6 separate regions of the Mus musculus genome follow, and regions 1, 2, 3, 4 and 6 are each linked to region 5. Evidence: chromatin loops called from intact Hi-C (ENCODE). Cell type or tissue: left cerebral cortex. All regions are shown on one strand.

Evidence for each region. A loop is a pair of places that touch in the nucleus more often than their neighbours do. Peaks named below come from ENCODE experiments on the same cell type or tissue, not always from the same donor. Only the 100,000 strongest peaks of a DNase experiment are listed, where the experiment ranks them.
Region 1: it touches region 5 in a loop (2.4-fold over the local background); 6 of 42 quality-filtered maps call a loop at or near these places.
Region 2: a loop joins it to region 5, with 9 times the contacts of the local background. A loop is called at or near these places in 26 of 42 quality-filtered maps.
Region 3: it touches region 5 in a loop (2.5-fold over the local background); 21 of 42 quality-filtered maps call a loop at or near these places.
Region 4: a loop joins it to region 5, with 3 times the contacts of the local background. A loop is called at or near these places in 5 of 42 quality-filtered maps.
Region 6: it touches region 5 in a loop (2.0-fold over the local background); 6 of 42 quality-filtered maps call a loop at or near these places.

Annotation. Positions count from the first base shown.
Region 1 is chr16:5,068,283-5,072,282 of GRCm38, forward strand. Ubn1 (ubinuclein 1) reads left to right here. Exons shown (of 19, transcript NM_026666.4): 9 at 2,367-2,437; 10 at 3,772-3,901. Among named protein-coding and RNA genes, the nearest start is that of Gm23483, 9.4 kb to the left of the region's middle. In left cerebral cortex, no CTCF peak of the experiment used is centred here; a DNase peak (open chromatin) is centred at 2,242; H3K27ac peaks cover 1,241 bases.
Region 2 is chr16:4,977,706-4,981,705 of GRCm38, forward strand. It overlaps 4930451G09Rik. Among named protein-coding and RNA genes, the nearest start is that of Anks3, 15 kb to the left of the region's middle. In left cerebral cortex, a CTCF peak has its summit at 2,479 (motif pointing right); DNase peaks (open chromatin) are centred at 762, 1,201, 1,546 and 2,463; H3K27ac peaks cover 2,133 bases.
Region 3 is chr16:5,056,356-5,060,355 of GRCm38, forward strand. All of the region lies in intron 3 of Ubn1 (ubinuclein 1), which reads left to right. Among named protein-coding and RNA genes, the nearest start is that of Gm23483, 2.5 kb to the right of the region's middle. In left cerebral cortex, a CTCF peak has its summit at 1,959 (motif pointing right); no DNase peak of the experiment used is centred here.
Region 4 is chr16:4,687,161-4,691,160 of GRCm38, forward strand. It overlaps Dnaja3 (DnaJ heat shock protein family (Hsp40) member A3), which reads left to right. Exons shown (of 11, transcript NM_001135112.1): 2 at 77-210; 3 at 2,821-2,904. Among named protein-coding and RNA genes, the nearest start is that of Dnaja3, 5.1 kb to the left of the region's middle. In left cerebral cortex, CTCF peaks have their summits at 1,098 (motif pointing right) and 2,354 (motif pointing right); no DNase peak of the experiment used is centred here.
Region 5 is chr16:5,143,582-5,147,581 of GRCm38, forward strand. Sec14l5 (SEC14-like lipid binding 5) reads left to right here and starts at 3,528. Exons shown (of 16, transcript NM_001127725.1): 1 at 3,528-3,548. In left cerebral cortex, CTCF peaks have their summits at 2,195 (motif pointing left) and 3,410; DNase peaks (open chromatin) are centred at 2,188, 3,360 and 3,922; H3K4me3 peaks cover 1,096 bases; H3K27ac peaks cover 366 bases.
Region 6 is chr16:5,081,581-5,085,580 of GRCm38, forward strand. It overlaps Ubn1 (ubinuclein 1), which reads left to right. Exons shown (of 19, transcript NM_026666.4): 17 at 1-81; 18 at 314-403; 19 at 2,476-4,000. The coding sequence ends at 2,525. Among named protein-coding and RNA genes, the nearest start is that of Gm23483, 23 kb to the left of the region's middle. In left cerebral cortex, no CTCF peak of the experiment used is centred here; a DNase peak (open chromatin) is centred at 1,590.

The DNA of each region.
Region 1 (4,000 bases), 75 kb before region 5:
TATTATTGTAAGTTCAAAGCTGGCCTTAGATATACCGCAAGACTCTATCTTTTAAAAATTAATAAGTAAAATAAGTTAATTTAAAAATAAAATCCACACTGGACAGTGGTGGCACATGTCTTTAATCCTAGTACTAGGAAGGCAAAGGCAGGCAAATCTCTGAGTTCGAGGCCATCCTGGTCTACAGAGTGAGTTCCAGGACAGCCAGGGATACACAGAGAAACCCTGTCTCAATAAAATAAAATAATAGACTGCATATGTCCTTTCTTCCACTGTCCAGTATTTATGTTATACCTTTCATCTGTTTCCTATGGGCTATCTTTTAGACAAGGCATCCTTAGAAGTTTGAATTTTATATAGTTTCTCCACATTCATTTCTGATTAGTCAATATTTAATTTTTTCCATCTAGTTTGCCTTCTTAAAATTGTCTGTTTATATGTTTTCTTTTCTTTCACTCATTCAGTGGACCTTCGATTTGATAGTTGTAATGAATACAATGGCATAGATTCAAGTTCTTATCCTCCATGATCTTGTCATGTAGAGAGGTAGACAACTGGCTGAAATACAGAACAAATGAAATACCTTCAGTCTTGTTTGGATGGCTAACCAGAGGGCTAGGTAGACAGCCAGACTGAGTGGAGATCAAAAAGTAGCTCTGAGGACTCAGACTAGAGTCCAGAGTGTTGATTAGACTAGTCTTCAGGGCAAGAGGTCCTTGTCATAAAGTAGGACAGAGCTGAATGTGAGTCACTGGACAGTGGGATCCTCAGAGTGTATGGTAGGAGACGAGCAGAAATGGATGGCTAGTGGCAGATAGTGGAAAACCATATGTTATGGTTGGGTTTGACTATCAGCTGGAAAAGAACCCTTATAGGGTTCTAAGGAAGTTAGTGAGATGTTTTAAGAAGGCTAAGGTGCAGGTATGAGTAGGAGCCTAGGAGGTCAAGCAAGTAAGTTTTAATAAGTTGCTTGCTTATCCAAGGCCACTCAACTACTCCTTTACAGAAGTAATTGGAAGTGATTTAAAGGTAATTGGAAGTACTAGTCCAGAGTTCAGAGGAGAAGGGTCAGGACTTAGATTTGAGGGATCTGCTGAGATGTAGAAGCCTGAGCATCAGGAGTTAAAGGTCAGTATCAGCTTTTGAACTCTGTTTCTGGTGGGCAGGGTATAAAGGACCTAGTAGAATAAGCAAGTGGAACCAGGAGGACCCAGAGATTGCAATTACAAGAAGGCAGAAGAGTAAAGATTTATATATCTTTATCAGAGAGTCACCTTGTTGTCCCCATTTTGTATAAAGTTTGATTTCAGAAACTATATTTTGCCTTAATTTCCAGGTCAGCATCTTTTTGTTCAGGCCAGTGATTCCCAACCCTCTTTGCTCATTAGAATCACCATGTGGCATGTTGAGAGAGATCTGATATTTGGGCTACTTGTCAAGAACATACATTCTTCAGTTCCAACTCCCAAGATTATGTTTTGATTGGCCTGGGGTAGGGAAACCTGCCTAGGAACTTCCATGTGCAGCTAAGAGTGAGAACTACCAGGATTAGTCTTTGCTGTGGTCACTTCAGGGATCTCTAGACTTGTTCTTCAAGTTGTCATCTTTAGTATCACATATGATTTCAGGAGTCTGAGTGTGGGATACTGTACAGATTTTCAAAGGATCTCCTTTAAGTGCTGAAGCTACACAGTCATTTTTTTTTTCCTAATAGGCTTCTCTCTGGGTACTGAGTATGACTGTAGTGCACAGTATTTTTATTACTTTTCATTATTTTTTGATACATAAAAGTCTTTAAATTAGCAGGTCTTACTTAACCTATAGGTTGCAACTCTTTCATAGAGTCACCTAAAACCATAGATATTTGCATTGTGATTCATAGCAGTAGCAAAATTACAGTTACAAAGTAGCAATAGAAATAGTTTTATGGTTGGGGATCATCACAACATGAGTAATTGTGTTAAGAGGTTGCAGCATTAGGAAGGTTGAGAACTCCTGCTTTAAATCTGAGAGGTTTGCTGAAGATCTTACTTGTTTTTCTACCATTGACAGCATAGAAATCGCAATTTACAGGGTGGTTGGTAAGGGCCTGCACACAGAAGCTAGACAGCTGGCTGAGTTGGTCTCTAGCCAGATGTCTCAGGATCACTTCTTTTTCCATGATTAATATGGTTCCAAGAAACTCAGCCCACAGATGCTGCGTCAGCTTTGGGATGACCTTATCTGGGGCTGGGAAATAGGAAGATAGCAGAGTGTTTTGTTGGCAGGTGCTCTTTGGGAGCGATGACTCTGTGCCTGCTGGTGAATGTGAGGGATGCATGGGAAAGGGCACTAATACATTGCTGTCACTGTCTCCTGTGAATCAGGCTGCCAGAGCTGCTGAGGGAGAGAGCAAACAGAAATTCTTCACTCAAGATATTAATGGCATCCTGCTGGAGTGAGTACCATCTGTTTGTTTGTCTCTGTTCTCCTATTTAAAATGAAACAGGGACATTGCATCTATCTCCATAAATGATAGAACTTACAAATCTTCAGCAACGGACATTATTAAAATGATATAGTACATGTATTGTCATAGTTGGAAGAGGATTTCTTGACAAGTATGCGATGAAAAAAGAGAATGCAGAAGAATGAATGACAACCTGGTGACCTCAGGTCTGCTGGGAGTTAGGTGCCTTTCAGGGTTCCTCCTCGTTTTCACTTGTGCTGCCATTTCTCTTCATCCCGTCATGCTTTTCCCAGAGCCCCAAAAACCTGAGGTACTTGGTTGTCTGAACTAATTAATAAGGACAACAGCAAGCATACAAAGCTAAGCCATGTCAGGCCACAGCTTTGCAACCCCTTTCCTGGTTATATTAGGTAGCAGGAGCAGCTTGATGCTCAATAGCAGGGCTTTGCTTATGTAAGGACAGTTGTCAAGGCTTGGATGTTTCCACAAATGGCCTCTACTGAGTAGAATGTGGATGAACCTTTTGGCTCAGCACAGGGCCTCAAAGAGCACCTGTGAGAGTTTTGTGTCAATAAAGAGCCTGCTTGATTGTGTCATATAAAGAAAGCTCGGGCTTTTTCTGTTTGTTTGGCTGGCGTCACTAGAGAGTGAGGATTTTCCTGATCTCATGATCATGGATAGAATTAGTAACTGAAAATCAAAATGTGGAGAAGGCTGGAAAGATGCTCTAGTGCCTATAAGAACTTGACATTGCTCTCATAGAGGACCAGGTTTTGGTTCCTAGTACCTAGATGGTGGCTCACAACTGTCTTTAACAACCTGACTTTTTAACTTTAAGTCCAGGGGATCCAGTGTCCTCTTAAGGTTTCCATGGGCACCAGGCATTCACATGGGACAGACATACACATATAGGCAAAACACTTTGCATAAAACAAAAATAAACCTTCGAAATACTGTCAGGAAATATTTCCTGCCAACTCCAAGCATTTTGTTACTTTCACTTTTAAAACTTTCATATTTTCTTTGTTTATGAAATTTAATACTCCTATCTTTTTGTCTTTGGTTTTGTTTTCTTGACTACCTTTGACTTGGTCTTATCCATGACCTAAGAGCCTTGATTCTTTTTTCCTAGCCAAGTTCTTTCAGCTTGAGAGTTTTTCTTGTTGCTGATGGAGATTTTATCGCTGTGGCCACATGGTTGGTTACATTGTGTGACTATCAGCCTACTTTTGGTGCCTAGCTTTCTTCTCCAGTCTGCAACCTAAGGAAGAGAAAACTTGCAGTGAGCTGCAGGCCATTGATGACTGTGTTGTGTTCTTCAGCATAGAGGTGCAAACTCGGGAGCTGACTAGCCAAATCCGTTCTGGGGTGTTTGCCTATCTGGCTTCATTCCTGCCCTGCAGCAAGGATGCTCTAGTCAAGCGTGCTCGGAAACTTCACCTCTACGAACAGGTGGGTGGCAGAGTCTGCCTAAGGATCCCATCTGCTGCACTACCTCCTTCTGATAGCCCGTTATGAGTCCTCAGTGTAAGACTGGTTCATGAGCCAAGC
Region 2 (4,000 bases), 170 kb before region 5:
ACACAGCTGCTCCCTGGGTTGGGGCAGCTATAGGCAACTCAGGTAAAAGACCTGAGAAGCAGATTGGGTGGCAGACTTTCTACCACGCAGCCCTGGCGGTCTCTCCAGTATCCTGTTTCTAACAGCCTGGACCTCAGGGGCTGGGACCCTCAGTCTAGACCCCACGCAGCCAGCTCAAGCATAGTTAAACCTTTGTTGTGGTGTTGACAACTGCATCCGGGGCCTCTCCCGATCCCATATTTAAACACATTTATAGTTTCCTATAGAAAATTTCACCAGGTTCCTGGATTCCTGGCATTTCATGTACCCGAGTACATACATACAGATCTGATGGAAAGGGAGCAAAACCAGAAATTTGCTTTCTCTCTCTTTTTAACCGAGACACAAAAGCACACATAGGTTTCAGGCCACTCCAAATCAAAGGCGGCACCAATCTTTGCTGGTCTGAATGGAATACCATACTTCCTGGGAGTTCTAACACTGTGTGAAATGCAGTGGTACCCAGTCTCCCTTCCTGGGTACCCAGTAACAGCTGTGTGATCGGCCAAGTCCTGGTCCTCACGGGACACCTGAGCTTCCTCCACCTGTTACTTTGCAAGCCTGGCCCCACCACCAACACCCCGCAGACTCCATCTTTAGGACTATTTTGTACCTGCTGTCTGAGCCCCTTTGGTTTCCTGCCACCTCATCTCTCAAGTCTGCTCCAGGCTGCTCCATGAAAGAGCAGAGAAACCACTATGGAGGCAGGGTGTGGGTGGTGTGGGAGGGTGCTTGGTATCTAACATGTTTTAGCATTTGGATGGAGGGGTGGTGCTACTGCCAGCTGCCCGGCTGCTAAAGATAAGCAAGAATCTGTGTCAGGCTTTGAGCCACACAAAGATCAGGTCCTATGGCAGGTCACTGGTAGGCAGCATTAAGCCCACATAATCCTGTCCACAAACCCACAGGGGATGCTACCATAGTTCCAATCCCAAGACATGTCCTTTAGAAGCCACATGCAAGTTGGGCCTCTGCCAAGACCACAGGTAGCCTCCCTGTACACGGACTCCAGCCTGCCCTGCCCACGTGCTGAGGTCCCATGCTTGAACTCCAGGGCAGCATGACTCCTCCCTCTGCCCAGCAGCCTTCACTTCATCCACTTAACTGTCAAGAGCAAAGGCATCCACTGTTCCCAAGCCACACTTTCCCAGCTCATAATGTCAGAAAGCTTGCTGAGAATGACTCACAGTGACAGAAAATAAACTCTACTGCAGTTTCAGCTGCGCCTAGGAATCACTGGCTTTCAGGAAAGCTGCAGGGTGGTAGTGGGCAAGCAGATCAGTCCAAAGCCAGATCTCCACTTGGGCAATGTCCATCATTGCCTCAGAAGATCATACAGGAGATCAAAGAGGCCAAGAAAGCAAGTACAAACGATTCTAAAGGTGGGGTCTTGGGGGTTATAAAACTGAGGGTCACTTCATAGGACCGGGTGCAGTGCCATCACGATACACACCTGGTACCCAAAACTCTCAGGTTTCCTCATTAGGAACAAGACCATGAGGTAGAGACAGGATTCCAAACAGAAAGAAGCAGAGGCCCAGTGAACACGGAGGGAAGACAGGCTCCGCATGAGAACCCAAGAAATGGCAAATGCCTATTAGTCCGCTCCCTATGCCACCAGCAGGGACATGAACCTAGACCTGGGCTGCATGGGCAGAGGGGGTCTGGGTCTCTGCTGTTTCCATGTGCACCCCAAAAGGCCTCGAGGCTGGTCCTAGAGAGAAGAATCACACCATACAAAGGGTCATGACAATGGCTATTAAAGAATAAACAATAAGCCTGGGTCATGCGTGGCGGTGAAAGAGCAGAGCAGAAGCAGAACACATGTCAGAATGACACCCTGGGCCAGGGAGAGGGCTCAGCAGGGAAGGCACTAGCTGCTAATTCTGGGAACCTGTGTCTGCTGCCTGAGACCTGTGAGTCCATGGAGACAACCAACAAGCCAGCCTCCAAATAGACATGGTGGCGCACACCTCCTGCACATACATACACATAACATGTTTTTTAAACACGTATTTAGTCATGTGTAACAGACATACTACCTGGATCGAACATCCCAGAACTCCACAGCTTCAAAAACTCTCATGATTTCATTAACTACTAACAAGGTGTCTACTTCAGTACTCAGCCACTTCCCCCAAGCATGGGTGTGGGCTGACCACAGCAGTTCACCTTACAGGTCAGTGAGGCTTGAAGGAGAGGATAAGGCAGCCTGGGTTCCCCACCTCAGGAACAGTTGCTCAACCCCCAGCTTCCTCAGGGGCATGAGCTCTACAGAGCAGCTCTGAGTCTGCAAAGGGAACCTCAAACTCCCCCAATTCTCCACTGACTCCTGAACAAGCCCCACATTGCCCTTTTAGAGTGGCTGAAAGGAGAGGGTGCTGGCTGTGCAGCAGGCTCGGGACAGCTACACAAGCCTCATAGTATAAGTGCCACCAGAGGGCACTGCAGAGGCCCTCAAATCCATGCACAGCCTTAACACTGGGCATGGTGCTACACACCTTTTTTTTTTTAAGGTTTGCCTACAGCCTGATTTTTAAAATATTTTTATTTTATGTTTGTGAATACACCATCACTGTCTTCAGACACACCAGAAGAGGGCATTGGATCCCATTACAGATGGCTGCGAGCCACCATGTGGTTGCTGGGAATTGAACTCAGGACCTCTGGAAGAATAGTCAGTGCTCTTAACCACTGAACCATCTCTCCAGCCCTAGGTGCTGCACAACTTTAATTGCAGCACTTGGAAGGCAGAGGCAGACAAATCTCTTGAGTTAAAGGCCAGCCTGGTCAACAAACTGAGTTCCAGGACAGCTAGGGCCACACAGGGAAGGAGGAGTTATAAAAGGAAGGTGTCATGGGCCTCAACTCAAGGGACATTAACAGCCACCTGCAGCTGGAAATGGGGCGGGGGGGGGGGGAGTGGATTCTCCACCAGGTCCTGTGGAGGCAGCCACCCCTTACCAACATCTTGACTGAACTGTTGGAGGTTTCTGTTAGAGAGGCCACCAGACTATGGAGCCTATAGTGCAGGAGACATATGCTCCCTTCTAGCTCTGTGCCATGGGTACAGTGAAGGTCCTTCTGCAATGTCCTCATGGTGACCACAGGACACAAAGAGGCGGTCCAAAGATATTCCGAGCAGGGTTGCTGTACTGACTGGCAGCATCAGAAGTGTTGGGCCTGGTAGCTTCTGGAGAAGTTTGAGTTGTGGAGAGCATCATGCATTGTGGTCAGGCTCTGGTCTCAGCAGGTCCTGCTCTGTACACTTAGGGCTATGCTGCAGAATGGGTGAAGCACAGTGGCTGGCATAGGTCCGATCTTCCTTGTGCAGCCTATCAGGTGTGGGAAAGATGGCATGGTACTACCTTCAGCAGCCAACTCATCCAACAGCAAGAAAATGCCTATCCAGGAACCTCAGTCCTAGGCCTGACAGCCAGCTCAGACCATGAAAAGAACCACATTGCCTACAACACACCACCGCATGAGACCTAGTGGGCACTACTGTGCCCTGCATTGTGGGTAATGTAGCCTTTGTTTTCTAGGCTGATCCACAGAATGCCTTGTAGTTCAGTTCCTAAGTCACTTACCTAATCTCCATTTCATCCATTCCTGAGTTGGCTAGAACATTTGTGATGGAAGAAACCGTGAAAGTTTGCTATATACTTATTCGTTTTGAGACAGGGTCTTTCTATGTAACCCTGGCTAAACAGCTCAATATGTAGAACAGGCCAATCTAGAACTCACAAAGGTCCCCCTGCCTCTGCCTCATGAGGAATGGGATTAACAGCATACATGTTGACCCCACCCCCACCCCCAAAAGTAGTCTGTGTAAGTCATGCAGACCTCAAACTTGCTATGTTGTCAAGGATAGCCTTGAACTTCTGATCTTGATCTCACAAGTGCTAACAAGCTCTATCATACCCTGTTTGTAGGGTGCTGGGTATCGAACCCAGAGCTT
Region 3 (4,000 bases), 87 kb before region 5:
AAGTGAGTTCCAGGACAGCCAGGGCTATACAGAGAAGCCCTGTCGCGCCCGCTCTCGACCAGCAAGAACGACGCGACCACCAGTCCTTCTAACAGCAGTTTATTCAGTCCTGATTCTTCTTGTTTATATCCCCCGAACCCTGGGCCTCTCACTCCTTTTATACTCTCTCTCATCCACGCACCGCAGGCCACGCCCCCTCGCCAGTCACGAGGCTTCAGCTAATCAGGGCAGCAGGGGCAAATCTCCACCAAATTGGGTTCACCTGTATCCTGGTACACCTGCGCAGCACTCAAGACGTTTGTGTCTTATATGAGGAAGTCAGGTGCAAGTCATATGACTTAGCTGCAGTCCCTGGCGCCTTTGGGACTGCCGCCACACCCGCTCCCCACAAAGCCCTGTCTCGAAAAACCAAACCAAAAAAAAAAAAAAGTGTGTGTGTGTGTTTTTGTATATTTTTGAGATAATGTCTTTCCCATTTTGTTTTCTATTGCTGTGATAAATGTAGAAATCTAAAGCAAGTTGGGAAGGAGGAAAGGATTATTTCAGCTTACAGCCTACTACAGTCTATCATGAAGGGGGAAGTTAAGGCAGGAACAGATGCAGGAGCTATGAAAGAGTGTTGCTTATTGGCTTGGTTCTTTTCACTTGCTTAGCTACCTTCTTGTACAACCCACGACCACTTGTCCAGGGGTCTCTCTACCCAGAGTGGGCCATTCCCACATCAATCATACCAAGAAAATATTCCCACAGACTTGCCTATGGGCCAGTCTGAAGGTTGCATTTTTTCTGTTGAGGTCCCTCTTCTAAAATGACTCTAGCTTGTGTCAAACTGGGAAACAAGACAAAACCAACCAACCAAACAAAAAAACCAAGTAACACACAGTCTTACTATGTAGCCCAGGCTGACCTTGAATTTAGGAGTCCTGTGGCAGGCTCCTAAATACTGGGTTTACATATTTACACCACTATATCCAACTAAAAAAATCTAAACAAATTTTTCAGTTGTATCATACATACAATTTTAAAAAGTACATAATGATAAAATTTGTGGATTTTTCATAAACTTAGCAGAGCCATGCAACCTGCACATGGCTCATAAAACACCACATTTCTACTTGCCTCAAATACTATCCGCCTACCTCACAGGGAACTGCTGTCAATCAAGACCAGTTTTGTATTTCTTTGTGCTTGTATGTACATAGCATCATATATTATGAGTAGGAGCTAGATGAAGAACATTTGAAGCAGTCACTGTCTATTAGTATATTGGTAGGCTTGAAAGAGAAGGTAAGTAGGCCCACACTTGTGGCATTTTGGTCTCTAGTGGCTTTTAGTAGAAAAGGATGAGCCAGCACCTGGGTAGAATGAGGTAGTATTGGTAAGTCTCTAGCATAGTGTCTCAGTGCCAAGTAACTCACCCAGCCTGATTGATTTGGGGAATGTATGGAGGAAGCATGGCTAGCTAGAAGGACTTCTCACCTTTCTTGAATAAAAATGTGTAGGGTTATGTTTTGTTATATTTGAGGCAGGGTCTCATGTACCATAGACTGGCCTCTTAATTACCATATAGCAATATGCTCTTAAATTCTTAATCCTCCTGCCTCCACCCCCTCCCGCCTCCCAGTGCTGAGATTAAGGTATATATCACCACCTGACTAAAATGTGTTTTGTTTATCTTTTAAATTTTATTTTATGAGTGTTTTTTCTACATGTATGTCTATTCACTGTATATGTACCTGGTACCTGTAGAAACTAGGTGTCAGATCCCCTGGAACTGGACTTACAGATGATGGTGAGCCATCGTGTGGGTGCTAGGAATTGAGCTCAGGTTTCCTGCAAGAGTAGGCAACATTCTCAAGTACCTGAGCCATCACTCCTGCTCCATCCATTATTTGCTTTTATGTGTACTAGTGGTTTGTCTATATGTGTCTGTGCCACATGTGTTACCTGTAGAAGCCAGAAGAGGGAGTTGGATCCTCTGGAGTTACAGAGGATTTGAGCTGCTATATGGGTGCTAGGAAGGGAACTCCTGGTTTTCTCCAAATGCTTGTAACTGCTGAGCTGTCTGTCTCTCCAGCCCAAACTGTGTTTGTTGTCTTGATTGACAATCTTAAAGGCAGAATGAAATCAGTGCATCTATAGCAAGGGTCATCATGTGTATAAGTGCAAGTAAACAGGATGAAAACAATAAAATCTGGTCACAATTCCTACTATAGATAGTGTCCTCATTCTGAAGAGAAAGAGATAGTAGGAGTCGGTTAATGTATTGACTTATGGGCTCATACTAAATGGATAAAACAATTGAAATTAGAACTCCAGTGCTCTGACTTACCTTGTTTTATTTTTGGCAGCTGGGGAAAAGAAGTTCCTTATTACTTTTAATATTACAGAAAAATGTATGACATGTACAAGGGAGAAGTTTGGATCAAGTTTCAAGGGAATCACTCCTTTTCAGTTTTACAAATTCTGAGTGGATCTGTCTTGTGTTAAGAGTACAGTCATGTGTGAGGTCCTAGGCACCTACTCCCAGTATAATCTGATATATTTGGCTATTAATCCATTGAACACATATTCTTTACAATGTGAAGTGCTGCTGCACAGGGAGGACCATATAAAAGTCAGAAAGACTGTCCCTGCCTCATAGGAATTTACAGTCTTACAGGTATTTTTAAAAAATTTCAGGAGCACAGGTAGCAGAAGTTACAATATGTTGAGGTTTAAGCACCAGAGGTTCTTGGCTGAGCTCAGTAATGGCCAGCACGCTGTGTTTGGACAGAACTGAGTCTTTGGTTCTGGGTAGTAATTGAAAAGATGTGTTGGCTTGGCTTTGAGGAGTTAAATTGGGTAGTGCTCAAAAATGGCTTGTTTGTGTGTTTGTTTGAGTTGGGGTTTTCTGTATAACAGTAGTGGACCAGACTGGCTTTGAACTCACAGAGATCTCCTTGCCTCTGCCTCCCAAGTGCTAGGACTAAAAGTGTAACCACTGCCCATCTAGAAATGGAATTTCTAAAGGTTATTTTAGCCATTTAAGTTGTATGTGGTGATCATTGTAGAAATAGAAGATACAAATAAACAGCACATTTTTTTTTAAACCCATGTAGGCTTGGAGAGATGGCTTAGTAGTTAAGAGCAGAGCTCTTTTATAGGACTCAGGTTCCATTTCTGGCACCCATACTGTGGCTCCATCCATTTGTAATTCTAGTTCCAGGGGATCTGATGTACTCTTCTGACCTCTCTGGGCACTATGCATATACATACTGCACATATAAACATGTAGGCAAAACATATAAAACCACTCATTTATTATCATAAATGTTTGTACTTTGTATGCACCATAGTATTCCAGTATGTATACATACTATAAATCATGTACATCTCTTTGAGTGGATGGGTTTATTAGAGTGGAAAGTAGAATAAAGAATTTTTTTTCTTTTTTTGTTTGAGGTTGGAAATCAAGCAATACTATATAGTATGGACTGGCTTTCGACTTTCTTGTGTGTGTGCATTGGTGTTTTGATTCCTTATATATTTGGGTAAGAGTGTCAGATCTTGGAGTTACAGACAGTTGTGAACTGCCATGTGGGTGCCAGGAATTGAACCCCTATTTTCTGGAAGAACAAACGTTCAGTGCTGTTAACTTCTGGGCCATCTCCCCAGCCCTAGAGGATTATTCTTTTGCTTCTGTTTTCCAAGTGCTGAAATAACAGGAATGTACCTTCATACTTGGCTTAGAGACATTTATTTTGAAGCAAGCATCTATTTTTCAGTATTTTATGTGCACTCTGAAGTCTTAGCATATAGATTATAATCACTATTAATATTAAAATTCCTTGCCCAAGAACATGGAAAATTTACTTGATTAAAAAAATGTAGGAGTTGGGGGCTGAAGAGATGACTCAGTGGTTAAGAGACTGACTGCTCTTCCAGAGGTCCTGAGTTCAAATCCCAGCAACCACATGGTGGCTCACAACCATCTGTACTGGGATCTGATACCCTCTTC
Region 4 (4,000 bases), 460 kb before region 5:
TAGCTGGTCACTTATTTATAATTTCTTCTTGTTGGATAAACTCCCAGACTAACTTACTTTCTTGTTTCATTTCCAGGAACAAAAAGTTTCCCTTTTGTTTGTACCACCTCTTTCCACACAAGTGCTTCTTTGGCCAAAGATGATTATTACCAGATCCTGGGAGTGCCCCGAAATGCCAGCCAGAAAGATATCAAGAAAGCCTATTATCAGGTCTGTATTGGTCTTAGGTTTACTGACAAGACTGTAGAAAGATTGCTGGTCTGGTCACTGTGTGTGTATGTGTGTGTATGTTTTGCTTTAATTTTTGTTGGTTTTTTTTTTTTTTTTGTTTTTGCTTTTCGAGACAGGGTTTCTCTGTGTAGCCTTGGCTGTCCTGGAATTCATTCTGTAGACCAGGCTGGCCTGGAACTCAGAAATCTGCCTGCCTCTGCCTCCCGAGTGCTGGGATTAAAGGCATGTGCCACCATGCCTGGCTTTTGTTTTAGTTTTTAAATTTGTGCATCTGTGGAATATGCACATGACTGCAGATGTTCACAGAGGACAGGGGTAAGGGATCCCCTTGGGACTATAGTTACAGGCAGCTGTGAACCATCTAACATGGCTGAGAATTGAGTTCAGGTCTTTTGGGAAAGGGGTATGTGCTCTTAGCCACTGAGCCATCTCTTCAACCCAGCTTGGTGCTGATGTTGTCTGGTCCTTACTGCCTTGATGTATAGCCTGCTAAGGCAGGTCACAAGCAGCCGAGCCTATGGAATGATCTGGGAAAGATGGAGTTTGGGGTGCCTTTGGTGGGCAATGAATGTGATATCAATCTGTTAACGTTTTAAGAAAGAAGAGAAGAGGCAGGTAAGATGGCCCAGTGGGTAAAGGCATTTGACATCAAGCCTAGTGACCTGAGTTCAATTCCTCCAAAACCATTTAAAGTCAGGAGAGAACTGATTTCACACGTACACCATGCTGTCCACACAATTATGACATATATAAATAAATAGAAATTATATAGGTAAACATCATTACTCTTTTTTTTAAAGCAGTTTTATCATTATGTATTTTATATATAGGGGTACACTGTAGCTGACTTCAGACACACCAGAAGAGGGCATCAGATCCCATTATGGATGTTTTTGAGCCACCACGTAGCTGCTGGGAATTGAACTCAGGAGCTCTGGAAGAGCAGTCAGTGCTCTTACTGCTGAGCCATCTCTCCAGCTCCTCATAATTCTTTCTTAATTCTTAATTTCTTTATTTTTTATAGCAGTAACTGTCATACGTTTATTACGTAATTCTTCAAAACCTTGCACAGCAGGCAAGCCAGGTGTGGTTGTGCTGCCTTTTTATCCCAGTACTGGGAGACAGAGGCAAGCGAAGCTCTGTGAGTTTAAGGCCAGTTTGTCTCAAAACCAAACCAAACCAAAACAAAAAACCATACTAGTCTACAGAGCTCATTCTAGGACAGCCAGGGCTACATAAACCCTGACTTGTAAAACCAAACCAACCAACCAACCAAAATTGTGCAGGTTATTTGCTTCCCTGTTGCATAGGTTCAGAGCACCAGGATGCTAAAGGGCTAGTCAAGTATTTACTTATTACTTTTTTAAAAAAAGATTTATTTATTTATTTTTATTTATTTATTTTTTTAAAGATTTATTTATTTATTATATGTAAGTACACTGTAGCTGTCTTCAGACACACCAGAAGAGGGAGTCAGATCTCATTACGGATGGTTGTGAGCCACCATGTGGTTGCTGGGATTTGAACTCAGGACCTTTGGAAGAGCAGTCGGGTGCTCTTACCTGCTGAGCCATCTCACCAGCCCTTTATTTATTTTTATATATGTGAGTACACTGTAGCTGTACAGATGGTTGTGAGCCTTCATGTGGTTGTTGGGAATTAAATTTTAGGACCTCTGCTTGCTCCGGCTCAAAGATTTATTTATTACTATACATAAGTACACTGTAGACACACCAGAAGAGGGTGTCAGATCTCATTACAGGTAACCACCATGTGGTTGCTGGGATTTGAACTCAGGACCTTCGGAAGAGCAGTCAGTGGTCTTACCTGCTGAGCCATCTCACCAGACCCTACTTATTACTTTTAACATATATTTATTTTTGGTTTGTGTGCATGCATGTTTGTCTCATGTACATATACTGCATGCATTCTTGGTGCCTTCAGAGATCAGAAAAGGACATCAAATCCCCAGGAACTGGAGTTTTAGAGTTGTGATCTAACACATCAGAGCTGGGAACTGAATCCAGGTCCTCTGCAAGAGTAGTAAATGCTTTGTTTCCTAAAGATTGTTTTATTTATTATGTATGGAGTGTTCTGCCTGCATGTGTACATGCTTGCCAGAAGATGGCACCAGATCTCATTACAGATGGTTGTGAGTCACCCTGTGGTTGCTGGGAATTGAACTCAGGACCTCTGGGAGAGTAGCCAGTGCTCTTAACTGCTGAGTCATCTCTCTGGCCCCTAAGACATCTGTGAAGGAATGATTTATTTTCAAATTTTAAATCTTGCTTTAAGAATTTGTTGCTGTCTTGGCCGGGCGTGGTGGCGCACGCCTTTAATCCCAGCACTTGGGAGGCAGAGGCAGGTGGATTTCTGAGTTCGAGGCCAGCCTGGTCTATAGAGTGAGTTCCAGGACAGCCAGAGCTATACAGAGAAACCCTGTCTCGAAAAACCAAAAAAAAAAAAAAAAAATTTTTGTTGCTATCTTAAGAGAGACAGCTGTTATAAAGAGACATAATTGTAGCAAGTATTTGGGTTCTGTTTTAGTGACTATCCATATCTATAGTAATTTACTTTTTTTCCCCTTAGCTTGCCAAGAAATATCATCCAGACACAAATAAGGATGATCCCAAAGCCAAGGAGAAGTTTTCCCAGCTGGCAGAAGCTTATGAGGTAATGTGACTTGTGGGTTCATTCACTGGCCATTCAGCTCTGTGCACACATCAGAGTCTGCACTGCACAAGATAGCTTGGCATATCATACAGTCCAGGGTGGTGCTGTGTCCCTGCTAGTTCTGCTAACTTAGACTCTAAATGAAGAAAACAGGCTGGTGCGATCTATCTGCTGCCAAGCCTGATGACAAGTTCAATCCTCAGCAACTTCCATAAATCGTCCTCTGACCCCTGCTGAGTTCCATAGCATTTGAACACTCACATATGTACACAAAAGGAATAGGTGTAATTTTTAAAAAAGAAAAGAGACCCGAAGTGGTGGCATATATGTAATTTAGCACTGGTGAGGCTGAGGGCAAGAGAATTTCTGTAAGTTTAAGGCTAAGCAGGGCTATATAGTCTGCCTTCATACAAAACAAAACAAGAGCAAGGTTCATCTGATCAATAAATATACTCAGGTAATTCATATTGATAGCTGATCTCGGGAAATCCCAGTTAGACTGATCAAATCAGTCCTTATTTGATGACTTAAGTTAGCAATTGTAAAAATAGACCGTAAAGCACATAGGAAGAAACCAAATATCTGTGAGAGAACCATTGACCAGTTACAGAATTATTGGAGAATGACCCTGTGTCTTAGCTAGGGTTTTGTTGTTGTTGTTCTTGTTTCTGTTTTATTTATTTATTTATTTATTTAATGTTATGTTTATGGGTTCACTGTCGCTCTCCTCAGACACTCCAGAAGAGGGCATCAGATCCCATTACAGATGGTTGTGAGCCACCATGTAGTTGCTGAGAATTGACCTTACGACCTCTGGAAGAGCAGTCAGTGCTTTTAACCAGTAAGCCATCTCTGCAGCCCCGTAGTTAGGGTTTTAGTTCTGTGAAGAGAGACCATGGCCACAGCAAGTTTTTTTTCATGGTGCTAGAAGGGTAGCTTTGCGTTCTGCATCTGGATCAGCAGACAGCAGGAAGAGAAAGCAACACTGGGGCTGGCTTCTGAAATCCCAAAACTCACTCTTAGTGACACACTTCCTCCAATAAACCCACACCTTCTAATAGTGTCACTCCCTGTGAGTCTGTGGGGGCCATTTTCA
Region 5 (4,000 bases):
AAAGTGCCCCTGTTAGATCAGGCCGTAGGCAAGCCTGTAAGGCATTTTCTTAGTTAGTGATTGATGGGGGAGGACCCAGCCCATGCTGGGTGGTGCTATCTCTGGCCTGGTGGTCCTGGGTGCTATAAGAAGGCAGGCTGAGCAAGCCATGGGGAGCAAGTGAGTAAGCAGCTCCCCTCCGTGGCCTCAGCATCAGCTCCTGCCTCCAGGTTCCTGCTCTGCTTGAGTTCCTGTCCTGACTTCCTTCAATGATGAACAGCAGTACGGAAGTGTAAGCCAAATAAACCCTTTCCTCCCCAACTTGCTTTAGGTCATGGTGTTTCACCATAGAAGTAGTAACTCTAACTAAGACAGGGTTTCTCCGTGTAGCCCTGACTGTCCTGGAACTCAGAGGTCTCCTGAGTGAGGGGATTAAAGGTGTGGGCCTCCACACCCAGCTAGGCGTCTTTTCAAGTACTTTCCTCCTTACATTTTTAGGTCAGGTCTCTCACTTGAATCCTAAGATCACTAATTCTTTTTTTGTTTGTTTTTGTTTTTCGAGACAGGGTTTCTCTGTTTAGCCCTGGATGTCCTGGAACTCACTTTGTAGACCAGGCTGGCTTCGAACTCAGAAATCTGCCTGCCTCTGCCTCCCAAATGCTGGGACTAAAGGTGTGCGCCAACACCGCCCAGCTACTTATTTATTTTAAAGATTCATTATTGTTTTATTTACTTCTACCCGTTCATGTGAGTGTTTGCAATGTGTGTGGGTACCCTTGGAAGGGAAGGAGCACTGGGTAGCCTGCCTGGTGCGGAGTTAAAGGCAGGTGTGAGCCACTCAGGGTAGCCGCTGGGAATTTAACTTGGGTCTTCTGCAGGAGCAGTAAGCACTCTTAACCAATGACCCATCTCTCCAACTGCTACTTAGTTACTTACTTACTTTTGGGGCAGTCTCATGTAGCCCACGCTAACCTCAAACTTGCTCTGTCTGTCTGAGGATGACCTTGAACTTTGATCCTCCTGCTTCCATCTCTGAGGGCTGATATTCCAGGTGGGCTACATGTGGTGCTGAGGGTGGAACCCAGAACTTCACGGGAGCCGCGCAACACTACCAACTCTCCAGTTATTGTTTGAGATGAGGTGAAATTTATAGAACACACAGTCAGCCATCTTTCTGTAGACCACTTGGTGACATTTAATGCATTTGCAGTGTTCTGCCTGCACCAGCTCCCTCAAGTTCCAAGCCCTTTCTTCCCGACAGCAGCTGTTTGGGGATTAAGTGCATTTATATTTGAAAGGTTTTAGCAGAGTGTATGGAACAATATGTACGTGTGTGGCGGTAGTGATATTATTATTATTTTTTATAATTTAATATTCATTTATTTAATAGTTATAAATATAAAATACAATATGTTCAGTCCAAATAATGCTACATATATGTATGTAGTTACAGGGCTGACCACTTACTATTGGCTAACCAACTGGGAGGACTCTTTCTTGAAGAAGACTACTTCCTGTCATTTTCCCTCACCTCCCATATTACTTTTTTTTTAATTAGGTATTTTCCTCGTTTACATTTTCAATGCTATCCCAAAAGTCCCCCATACCCACCCCCACTCCCCTACCCACCCACTCCCCCTTTTTGGCCCTGGCGTTCCCCTGTACTGGGGCATATAAAGTTTGCAAGTCCAATGGGCCTCTCTTTGCAGTGCTGGCCAACTAGGCCATCTTCTGATACATATGCAGCTAGAGACAAGAGCTCCCGGGTACTGGTTAGCAAACACAGAAGTGGATGATCACAGTCAGCTATTGGATGGGTCACACGGCCCCCAATGGAGGAGCTAGAGAAATTACCCAAGGAGCTAAAGGGAACTGCAACCCTATAGGTGGTAGTGATATTATTAATTTGTGTCCCTGGCGCTGGAGTGCAGTGCTCTGTCCACGCACAGGCACCTCTCTTTCCTCAGACTTCCCTGTATCCAACATGTTACCCACTCTTCTAGCACAGTCACATCTTCCCTAAGGTTTGGAGCAGAGAAGATTGTGGCTTAAGTGTGGTATTGGGAAAACACCAGATGACAGTGTTAAGTCACTGTGCTGATCCTGGGGAGACCACTAAAGTCCCCTCAATGAATCAAATACGGAGACCTGGGACAGAACAATAGCCTGTGGCTACTTAGGTTATCTTTTGCTGCCACCTTGTGTTGACACTGGGAATTTCGACTCCTATTTCTACTTTATAACCTAGATAGCGCTTTAGCACGTGCTGTCTGCGAGGTCTGATTACATCTTACCTAGGATGCTAAGAAGATGGCAACAATATCAGGGCCATTTCCGTTGCTCTTGCACGGTGAATTGCTAGGTTGAGAGAAGGGAGGGCTGATGGGAGTGAAGCTGTTCCCTGGGCACCCTGGGAAGACTGGCAGGGTTTGCATGCGGCTGAAGTTAGAAGGGACAAAAGCCTAGGGTGACTCTTTTCCTGATTATCTTCTCCTCTGCAATTTTCTCCATGTCTACATTACCAAATAATGCGCATTACCTTATTTATTTTTTAAGATTTACTTTTGTTATCTTAGATTATGTATATATTTATGTGTAGTTGAGTGGTGGTCCCCCTGGAGCTGGGGTTACAGGACTTTGTGAGCCTCTTGACCTGGGTGCTGCGAGTCGAACTCCGCTCCTCCTGAAGACTAGTACCTGCTTTTATCTGCTGAGCTGTCTCTCCAGCCTGCCTAATTTATTTAACGTCGGACAGCCCGACTTTTAGTGGACGCTCTGTAAAGGTGTGAAGAGTGAATAAACAATGCATACAGAAGGGTTTAAGCTAGACCCCTGCAGCCTTCGAGGCGAGGTCAGGTGGAGAATGAGATCAAGGCCAGGGGTCAGCCGGACATGGTGGAGCACATCTGTAATCCGGAGGTTGGGGTAATATAGCCTCGACTGGTCTTCAGTGTGGATTTCGCCTCAAACCGAACCGGAAAAAAAAAAAAAAAGTTCAGGTGCAGTAGGTTCAAGAAGAGGTTACTCAGAACGAGGTAGTTGTGGACTAGGGAAGTCGCGCTCTGTAACTCTGGGCAGGTGCAAATGAACGGGGGTTGGGGGGTCGCGTCCTCAGGGCTGGGTGCTCATGGGTACAGAGACTGGGTTGGGGGCGGAGCCTTTGTTGAGTCTGGGTGAGTGTGAACAGGGTCAACACGGGTGGGGTCTTCTCGAGCCATGGCCAATAGGGAGCAAAGGTAGGGCTGAAGGCGTGACCAAGAGAGGGATGAATAAAAATGAGGGGCAGGCTTAAGACGCGGGGCGAGTCTGGCCGGGGCGGGGTTGGGACCAAACCAATCAGGGAACAAGATAATCTTGTGGGGGTGGTGCCAGGCCAGTTCAGGCTCTCCCTCTGTCCCGGGTCCTGGAGCGGTCCAGGCTGGGCATGTCTGTCACCGCTCTGGTCCCTCTTCTGCCCTACAGGCCACTGTTTGTGTAGGATTGACAAGAGGCTATTGAGCTCCTGAGTTCTGCGGTCCGGGCAAGGCGCCTCCTGGTGATTTGGCGAGCTCAGCTCCCAGGTCAAGCAGGTGCCAGAGCACTGTGCTGTGTTTTCAGCAGTTCTGAGGGTGAGCGGAGCAGCGGAGCCTGCGCATGTATGTGTATTCGAATAGCTTTGTGTGGGTGCCCATTAGTGTGCACCTGGGGGGATAGAGTGCGCGTGTGTGGAGTTGCTGCAGAAAGCTGAGTGCCTGTGCAAAGTTCTATGCTGCGTGTACAAGGACTGTCCTGTGTGGGAGTGGGATGCAGGTGAACCGTACAGAAAGGTGCACGTGTCAGGCTATTATGGAGGAAAATGAAAGGGCAGGCACAAAAACACTGGGGGTTGGGCATAGGGCAGGATGTCCACAGCAAGTCACGGGGAGAATGTGCGAGGACAATCGTGGGAATGTAAATGTGTGTGCCTGCTTGAGTGGGTGGCATTGAGGGTGCCTCTGAAAGAGTGGGGATGGGGAGACAGCATGAAGTGCTGCTTGCTCTC
Region 6 (4,000 bases), 62 kb before region 5:
CCTCTGCCAAAGCAGGAGTCTCTAAGGATGCCATTGTCACAGGTCCAGCCCCTGGGACCTTCCACCATGGCCTCAGCCACAGTAAGTTCTTGTCTCCTGCCTCTGTTCCTATGTTGTGTGCCATGTTGGGTCCTGTATGTGTTTGGTGTAACCATGGGAACATCCCCCACCTCTGGAAGCTGCATAGTACCCGGGATAGCTGTTTTGTTCCAGACTGGTCTGCAGGTTGCCTGGGGCTCTAGATCTCCCAAACTGCTTTTCTGTTCTGTCTTCAATGTGTGTGTTTTGTTCTCTCCCCTCCTGTTTCTCTCAGGTCTTCTGGCTGGTTTGCACTCCAGCCCACCCCACACAGCGCCTCTCCCACATGCTGCTGTGTCTACCCATGTCCCACAGAGCCTGCCAGGTAAATGCCAGGTGGGCAGCGTGCTGTGCACTCTGTGCGCCACACTCCTCCACCCGTAGGTGCTTTGCTGCTGGCGCTATTAGCCATCTCTGCCTTATCATCTCTGTTTTGTATTTTGCTTTGTATTTTGAGGCTATGGCTTTTTGGGTTCCAGAATAATACAGGCCTATACTACCAGAGACTTTCCCTGGTTTCTTATTGGACTGGTCATTGGGTCAGACTTAGCCTGTGTGACGCTATATGATGGAGCATGAGCATGAAACAGGTGTTCCAACCCTAATGCATTTAAAGAGAAGAAAGGTAATGGTGTTACTTGTCCAGAGGTTAACCAAGCACTTTAGAGCCTTTATGGTGCAATGCTACATAACCTCCAGGCATTGTCAGATGGTAGAGACTCTTTGAAAGAGTGTAAGTATCCATAGGACAGTGAGAGGCCATAGTACATGATTGTGAAGGAAAGGCCTCGATCTCTGAAGCTGGCACAGCTCTGAAACAGAAGCAGCTTTTAGGCCTCCCTGGTGTAAGCTCCCTTGAAACAGATTGGGAAGCACACCTGCAATGAGGCCAGGGCCTCCTGACAGAATGGGGCTTTTGGAAGTAGGCAGTTCTAAGAGCCCTGAGTACATTGTGAGCTCAAGAGCATGAGAATAGTTATAGATACTTCATGAAATTTTGGCTTAAAGAACCCTATGAGAGCCAGGCATGGTGGCACACGCCTTTAATCCCAGCACTTGGGAGGCAGAAGCAGGTGGATTTCTGAGTTCGAGGCCAGCCTGGTCTACAAAGTGAGTTTGTAGCCAGGACTACACAGAGAGAAACCTTGTCTTGAAAAACCAAAAAAAAAAAAAAAAAAAAAAAAAAAAAAGAACTCTGTGAGAACCTGATTTTGACCTAGTATTGTTAGTACTTTAGACCTGTTTCAACCAGGTCCCTGGGCTATCAGGAGAGAAAGGCTGAATTTAGGGCAGGAGTCAGATGCAGACTCTAGGGATGAATCCGTGACCTGCTCATGGACAGTGTGGGTCCATAGCTCATTGTCTGCTTTAGGATCTGTCTGTGAGCTCCTTGCATTCATGTCCTAAAGCTGGGAACTCTGTAGTGAGTGGATGTCAGAGGCCTTGTTAGGATGAGGGTGAGTTTGCATTTCTCAGAGGGAAACCTTTGGACCTTTGAAGAGCAAAGCAAGTAGCAGTAGTCAATTCTTTGAAGAAGCAGTCACACCTGAGGACTTCCTCTGCATGGGTGGGTGGCTACCATTTGAGTGAAGTGCAATGTGGGTGTCTCCCAGCTATGGAGAGCCTGTGTGCTGTGAAAAATGAGATGGTGCCACCTCTACCTGCTTTGAAAATGACCTTTTTTGAGAGAAACAAAGTAATTGAAGAGAGACTGGAAACAGTTTCTGCATCTGTAGAATTTTCAGCAACAAAGGGCAGAGGGACACTGATAGAAAGGAAAAGAAAAAAACATTTCTTGGACCATTTTTATGTTTCCCTCCCCTGGTCTTCCAAAGCTATCAGAAGAGTTACGGATGTCGCTCAGTGGTTGAGCACTTGCCTAGCATATATAAAGCCCTGTCTCATTACCAGTACCTCAAGGAGAAAGAGAAAAACTATGGGGCAGTCAGAAGAGCATCCATGCAAAATGGGCTAGCAGACTGAACTTCATTTTGAGCTGTGCTACAGTGTGGGGCTCTGTAGGGCTGTCAGGGAGTACTCTATCTAGCAGTGAGCTGAGGCTTGCTTCCGTTCTGCTTTCCCTTCCATGTGGATTTGATGCTTACCTTTGTCTTTGTACCTCTGATACCTGAGTACATTTTGATGGCAAGAGAATGAACATTGTCTGGATTCTGTGTGGTCGTCATGTTGCAGAGTGCCTGTTCTGTAAACGGGCTCAATGGCCTCCTGCCTGAGAAGTGCTGGTGCTCATGCATGACACAGGATGCTGCAAGTAGCAATGCACACAGCTGCTGTCGGGGGACATTGCTGCTTCTGTTTCCTGTGAAGTTTGTTTATGCTGTCTAAAAGGAATTGGAGCACTTAAAGAATGATCTGATTTCACTTATTCTTTTCCAGATGCTTCACAGCTTCATGGTAAAGGGCCTGTTGTACCGAGGAAATTGTGACCACTTTGGAGGATGGAACTGAATGACATAGGTCTAGGAGGAAGCCCAACATGTATGTCTCTGATAACAGACATTTGCTGTGCTCTTCATGCCCACTGCTTTTCTTCTGGAGCAGGCGTGAGTTTGAAATGGAGCACTTCTTAGCACTTCAGATGGGCCTCCAACCAAGGCAGCTTCTGCTGCTCACAAAGCGCTTACTGACCTGGTGCTCTAGGCCTCATGGCTTTGTCGCTGGACGACATCAAGGGGCAGCTCTGTGCTGGGAAGTGTACCTAGACTGTGTTGGGAAGTATAGTGTACATGTGTACCTGTGGCAGATCTGTTGGCCACTGGGTTCTAGATCTGCCTAACTCCTGGCATTTGGTGTGTCTCGGAGTTCCCTACTGGTCAGGGTCTCCTGGCCACAGTAGAATCCCTGGATGGTTGTGATTCCGTCCCATCCTCAGGCTGTGTACTCAAGAGGACAATACCCAGGCCAGAGCCGCATGTGGGGGACCTTGCAAAATACTAAGAACACATAATGTGTGCTCCTTGTAGGGGCCAGTTTCTCCTCAGAACATGACAATGAAGCTCTTATAGAGAAAAAGATCTTTATAGATTCAACAATCGTGGTAGGATTTTTAAAGACACCTATCTTGGGCTGTTTTCGTCATTACCATTGAATGCGTTGGATAGAATGGGACTGCTCTTCACACATCACATTATAGGAAGACTTAATTCCAGTGCCTTTTGGTGGAGCAGACTTTGACAACTCACACCTATCCATTCAGCCCACTGAATGGATCTGAGATGAAGATCTTTTTTTAAAGCTAGTCTGTATTTAAGACAGTTTTATTTAATTGGGTTTTTTAATGACTGCACACCATAACCTGTGCCGTCTTGACTTGAAAGTCATCTGAGCCCCCAAGCCCCCCCAAATCCCAGGTTCCCAGCTCTGATTTGTTTTTGTAGAGTTGATGCAGGTGGACTACAGTGGAGCCCCTCAGCCCTCTGTGTCTGAGAGCCCAGGGGTTCTAAGCTACAGGTAGACATTCCACTTTGTCTTACTCTTAGAAATCTCTCTCTGGCAGAGCTGTAGGACAGTTCTCTCTGAAGCATCTGCCACAGAGAACAGGTCTGGGGTGCTGGTGTCCTCTGCACAGCGAGCTTCTGTGTAGACTTAGGAGGGATGTCCAGAGGGTCTGGAGAGTAGACAGAGGACAGAGATAGTTGACTACAGAGCTTCCATCATCAGGCTGTCACACTTACCCAGTGGCTATTTCATATGGACTCGGAGGGCTGTTTCCTATCCTATAAATCTGCCTCGCAGTGGGTTTGGCTGACTGCCTAGCCAGACCACATTTGGGGAGGTGATCAGCACTCTCGGTATGCACCCTAGGGTGGGTCAAGTGTGCTTTTGGTTCCTGCCTCAAGGGTATGGAGCTCAGTAGCCCTCTATTCCTGTGGAGGTGGCCACCTTTCCACCTTACTGGGAG